2 separate regions of the Homo sapiens genome follow, and region 2 is linked to region 1. Evidence: chromatin contacts called from ENCODE Hi-C or POLR2A ChIA-PET data. All regions are on one chromosome and are shown on one strand. Each heading gives the region's core, a stretch centred on a gene start or an enhancer-like site at or near the end of the contact. The rest is flanking DNA. Distances are from core to core; before and after follow the strand shown.

Region 1 (2,860 bases), core at 133-2,632:
GTGGCTTGTCTTGCTCTGAAGAAGGCTAGGCACCATGTTGGATGAGTTCTTGAAGATGTCTTGCTCTAGTCAAGAAACTTTTAAATCTTTGGAGTTTTTGTCCACATCTGCCTAGTTCTTAGTAAACATGATGTGGGTTCTATTAGCATGGCGCCCTCCCTCCCTTCCTACCACCTTTATATGAGCGGAGAACATCTATGACTCTTATGAGAAAGGAAAGATGAAAATCAGAGTGACATAGTATAGTTAAATTGCAGATGCTTAATTATAAAACAGCTTGTTTCTGAATTTTAATTCCTTGCTTTTCTCTGACTTTTTAAATTCCCCTCCTTAGGCAGAATTCATTTTTACATTGATGATTTTTTTTTTTTTTTTTTTTTTTTGAGATAGAGTCTTGCTCTTGTCACCCCGGCTGGAGTGCAATGGTGTGATCTTGGCTCACTGCAACTTCCGCCTCCCGGGTTCAGGCAATTCTCCTGCCTCAGCCTCCTGAGTAGCTGGGATTACAGGCATCTGTCACCATGCCCGGCTAATTTTTTGTATTTTTAGTAGAGATGGGGTTTCACCATGTTGGCCAGGCAGGTCTCGAACTCCTGACCTCAGGTGATCCACCCACCTTGGCCTCCCAAAGTGCTGGGATTCTAGGTGTGAGCCGCCACACCTGGCCTGATGAATTATTTTCATGTGTGGAACAAAACTTTGATGCTGATCAGTGATTAGGTACCTTTGTTTGGTTCATTTTTAACTAAGGAGATTTCTTTCTTTTTAAAACCATTCTTTAATCTTGTAAAAATATCATTTAATGGGTGGATGTTTTAGCTGTGATGAATGACAGGTTGTCGTAAAGGAAGAAAGGTATGTGGTTTCCAGTAAACTTTTAATTCTTTTGCAAAATAAAAATAACAGTCGTACAGAGAGTAAAATATATGAAGAGTCAGGAAGTGATTTATCAAAATCAGATCTTGGACTGCTGGTTTTACCATGAATTAGGCTCTTGGAAAGTGATTGGGCCAGTGTAGGTTTACATTTTTTTTTTCTTGTTTTATTTGTCAAAGCAAACTTGTGGTTGCCTGCCCGTAGTTTAATTCTGCCTCCTTTGGGCAAACAACCGACTTTTACTGGGAGTCTTTCTCAGGGAGATAAAGGTGCACCCTGAAACTCTGCTCTCTGATTCCTCAGCAAAGTCAGTCCTGAGTATGGGGCTTGGGTGTCTCTGCAAGGCCTTGCAAGTGAGATGGGCTGTCACCTGAGCTCAGGTGGGGCTGCTCCTGCCTTGGACAGCCTCCCCAGCTTCTCCTGCATTATACCCAGGGGCTGGAGGGCAGAGAGCAGGTCTTCTTCTGCTGGTCGGGGCAGTCACAGGCTTTCCTCTCGGCCTGCTTGTCCTCCGGGTGGGTCCAGCACCCGCTGGGATTCCTGTGGGCTTAGTCACTGTGTGGCGGCGGCAGAAGGACTGGGGAAACCGCCGGCCGGCCCTGGTGCGCTGTCACCCCGAAGGAATGCGGGCCAGGCCGGGGCTGCTGGGCCTGGAAAGTTCTCCAGTCCCTGTTGCAGATCTGGCCTGCCGACTCAAAGTAAATCTCTCTTCCCCTTTATTTCCCATCAAATAAAAAAGGAACACGAGGTAGCCACTGTACTCACTGAAGATGCATTGTTTTTTTTTTTTTTTTTTTTTTAAGCGAGCAGCAGCAAGATTTATTGTGAAGAGTGAAAGAACAAAGCTTCCACAGCATGGAAAGGGACCCAAGCGGGTTGCCCTGAAGATGCATTTTTTAACTTGCTTTTTAACTAAGTATTTTTGCTCTGAGCTTTCCTGGATCTGTAAACACACCCCCAGCTATTCAAGATGGGCTTCTTGGTGAAAAGTGATGTGTCCTAGGAGAAATCACGCCTGTTGTTGCCGCTGGCCATCACAGATCCCGGTGCCTGTCTGTGAAAGGCTGGCCGGGCTGGGTGGGGATGAGAATGGTCGGGTTGTCTAGACTCAGCCTGGACTGTCTTTGACTGGAGGGGCCTGAGCTCCTCCTCCACTGCTCAAGACCCCGGTTAAGGGGACAGCAGAGCAGGGATGAGAAGTGGCCCTCTTCACATCACCTCCCAGCAAGAGGGCCTGACTTAGTGCTCCCACCATTGCCAGCCCCAGTTTCAGGGTCCCACTCAGTTGTATTTGAATAGGTCTCATGACATGTGCTTTGCTTGAAGAGCGGCTATTAGCAGCAGACGTTCAAGAGGCTGAGCTCAAGCAGGTGAGCATGTTCTGAGCCATTGTGAACCCAGTGAGGTGCCTATGCTGATGCCCAGGGCCGCCTGGGCGGGGTCAGGCCCCCATCGCTTCTTCATCCTAGCTCTGGGAGTGCATTCTGCACTCTCCCGAGGCCAGCTGGTGGCCTTTGGTGATCACCCTCTCTGTAAGTTTTTAAGTGGCTTCCTTTCCTCTGGTGGAGAAGCCAGCACCTTTATCCTATGACAAGAAAGCTCTTTGTAGTAGGTGGTAGTAGAATCAGACAGATCTGGCTTAAAATCTTGGCTGTGCTACCTCTTGGCTCTGCACATTGGTGAAGAGAATTTACCTTCCTAAGGCCTCTCAGCTACACGACTGTGGACACTCAGCTTCCTTCTAAGGTCGTTGTGAGAGGTAAAGAAAAGGGGTTAGTCCAGGGCCAGACATGGCACAATGCCTCAATGAAATATTAGCTGATACTATCATAATTTTTAAATTCCCATAGGACTCACTGTTAAAGGATTACAAGGCTGACACAAAAAATACTGCATTTTGAATTTGTGTCTGATTTATACATTTCCAAAGAGTGGAATTCTCACTACAACAGCTGTTCTTTGAAAGGTTAGATCTTTGTTCTGA
Region 2 (2,860 bases), core at 103-2,602, 200 kb before region 1:
TCTCTGCCTGTCCATCCTCAAGGCCCATCTCAAATGCAGCCAGCTCTCTCCTGGAGCCCTAAAACACAAGGGCAAGGACTCTGGGGGACACTGAGTCCTGTGTTCAGCCCAGGATAGGATGAGCACATGTGGGCCACATCCTCTGTCTTGCCGGACTCCCTAACTCACAGCTCAACTCTGTCTCAGAGCAGTCACTCCCCAACTCACAACAACGAGAGGAGCTGGGGCATGCCGAGTACAACACAGCTTCCCTCCCCTCCCCAGCCCACCATGAAGACCCCTTCCCGTGCTTTTCCCATACAAAGCATTCAGTCCATTTGGGTGGTTGTTCAACTAAGCTCTCTGTTGAAACTGCTATTCATTTCAACTCACTGGGCAAGTGGCTTCCCACAAGTCTGAAAAAAGATTCACTGAACGTTCAAAGAAATTAAGAAAAACAAACTGGAGAGAGGGCTGCTTCCACCCTGGGGCCTGCACGCATGCTGCATGCTCCTCCCATGGAAACCAACTTCAATAGCGACCTTTCTCAAAACACACCCAGGAACTCCAGTGTTAAGGGGCAGGGACAGATCTGATCTTGATTTTTACTTTCTGTCGCTGGCCCTGTGTTCTGGGAAAGATGTTTGTCAGATCTGGACCACCCGTCTCCTACAGCAAGGTTGCAAGTTCAACGGAAGAGCATTGATTGACCAGCCCCAAGAAGATGCTGACCTTGGCCCTTTGTGAATTGACCTCCTGCCAGCGGAGTGCTAAGACACTGTGATCATTTGGATTTGCAGGGAGGGGGGCACCTCACCCAAGGCCGTCAGGTCTGAGGCCTGGGTGCTCAGGGTCCTGCCTGATTCTTGCAGGAAGCCTAGACTTGCTTGGCATCATTTCTGGTCACGTGTGATCAGGAGAAATGCAGTGAATGTTTTGCTCCTTCCACACCATGAAATCGTTTCCCCTACAGGTTATGCTGTGGGGGCTGTCACACTCCCTCAAAGAACTCAGTGGACTCTGTCCCAGGGCACCACTGCCCCAGAGCTCTAGTGCCTGGCCACCCAAGAGGCCACAGGGACAGGTCCCTGGGGGAGTGTTCTCAGCACTGAAGCCACCAGGATCAGCAGACACAGCCCAGCTCAATGATCCCGAGAGTGGGGGCAGCATCAGGCTCACCTCCGGAGAGCAGGGTCCCAGAGGCCACAAAAATTAACCCTCTCAGACCACAGCAAACTGGGGGAGAGCTTAATGCTCATAAAGTAACGTGGCACCCAGAGGCTTGGTTCCCTTTTAAAGATTGAAAGCAGGACGCAGTCCCCTGTTTCCCCAGGAAGAAGAGCCACAGAGCAGGCACCAGGGCCACCTCTCCTGGGCCGTCCCTCAACCCAGCCTGGGTGACTGGTGACAAGGGATGCCAGACTGAGGCCTGCAGCTCCAACCCACACCAAGGCCGCAGGCTGCCCAGCGTTTTTTGTTCAAATTTGTTCTCTTCCCTGAGGGATACTTCCCTCTCACACGGAGAATGTTTGGGTTGGCTTTCTGGAAAACTGGGTGGGAGTGAAAAATAGCTGCTTAAGGCATGAGGGGAGGGGGGATGCAACACTCACTAGGAAGAAAGATTCCCCTCCCCACCCCCAGGAGAAAGAAACCTCCCTCATTACCCAAGAGGAAGACCCCTCCATCTCCATCCCAGGAAGAATGAACACACACACACACACAATGAACACACACACACACAATGAACACACACACACACACCCACACACACACCCCTGCCCTGGGAGCAAGGAAGCGCCTCTCCCCCGCTCAGAACCCCCTCACTCCCCGAAAACCCGCAAGGCTGAGCTTTGGGAAGTAAACAAGTCCCGGCGCTTTACGCAGGCGCTGGGGGCCCAGCCAGGCCGCCACACTCGCTTCGCTGGTGACGGGAGGCACAGGCTTCCAGATGTGAAACGCTAACAGGCTGTAATGGCTTGAACTGAACAGGAAATATTTTTCCAAAGCCAAAAGAATGCAATCTTTTCAGTACAATGTAAAATGCTTTTATGAAAAAGGCACACAGTTAAAACGATAATTCACTGCAGACTGTAAAGAAACTGAAACCCCCAGCAAACCCCAAATTGAAGAATTCCCTTTAAGCATATGTTGACGTAGTTACCTTAAAAACAAACATAATGGTACGTCTTAAGGTGTCCTTTAGGGAAAATGCTTAAATCATTCAGAATCTTCGTATCAAAGCTTGGGTTCCCAGGGCTGCAGCAATAGATCCACTCCCTCGGTCACTGCCTGTCCCATCAGCCACGACCGCGGCTGGGTCAGCCACTGCTGATCAGTCCAGCAAGGCCTAATGTCCAAGGCCCTTCCTAGCACCTTTTGGTCCTTCCTATGTAAACTGCAAGGTCAACTAATGAAGACCTTGAACGGGATCAATGTTTTGCAATTAATCATTGATTTAGTATCACTAGCAAAATATTCTCTTCAAAGACTACCTTACCACAAAGGTTAGCAAAATCTTTTCAGTTTAACAAATGTAATTTGTATCATATGGGCCCATTATTTTAAGAAACATTACCGAAGACATTTTACATTTTACTAGCCTCACTCTTAGAAACTTGGACTTTGCCGAAAGCCACTACCTGGCAGCAACTATGAGGCAGTATGTCATGGGAAAAGCTGGCTGAAATCACTTGATTTTTTTTAGTAACGTGGGCTGTCATTCTTCAACTACAGTACGAACAATTCTTGCTCTGGATAATGTGAACACATTTTTAAGGACACAAAATTATGAAGTAGTATTCAAGTCTTTTTGTTTAGTTTTCTTGTTTTTTTGAGGCAAGGTCTCACTCTGTTGTCCAGGCCAGAGTGCGGTGGTGCAATC

The links. A loop is a pair of places that touch in the nucleus more often than their neighbours do. ChIA-PET counts read pairs that join two places held with the same protein, here RNA polymerase II (POLR2A). Pooled maps may share reads with other maps.
Region 2: a loop to region 1 is called in a map of adrenal gland, with 3 times the contacts of the local background. The contact joins two enhancer-like sites. A Hi-C loop is called at or near these places in 2 of 168 maps with a recorded cell type or tissue (adrenal gland and endothelial cell of umbilical vein) and 2 of 50 pooled maps. POLR2A ChIA-PET finds 5 or more read pairs at or near these places in 4 of 52 experiments (HEK293, MCF 10A, Panc1 and 1 more).

Annotation. Positions count from the first base shown.
Region 1 is chr15:98,726,354-98,729,213 of GRCh38, forward strand. All of the region lies in intron 2 of IGF1R (insulin like growth factor 1 receptor), which reads left to right. Among named protein-coding and RNA genes, the nearest start is that of MIR4714, 57 kb to the right of the region's middle. Within about 2 kb of position 1,383, at least 30 of the 41 ENCODE cell types and tissues checked have a DNase peak (open chromatin) inside an H3K27ac peak, as active enhancers do.
Region 2 is chr15:98,523,964-98,526,823 of GRCh38, forward strand. No RefSeq gene overlaps it. Among named protein-coding and RNA genes, the nearest start is that of LINC02351, 100 kb to the left of the region's middle. Within about 2 kb of position 1,353, at least 4 of the 41 ENCODE cell types and tissues checked have a DNase peak (open chromatin) inside an H3K27ac peak, as active enhancers do.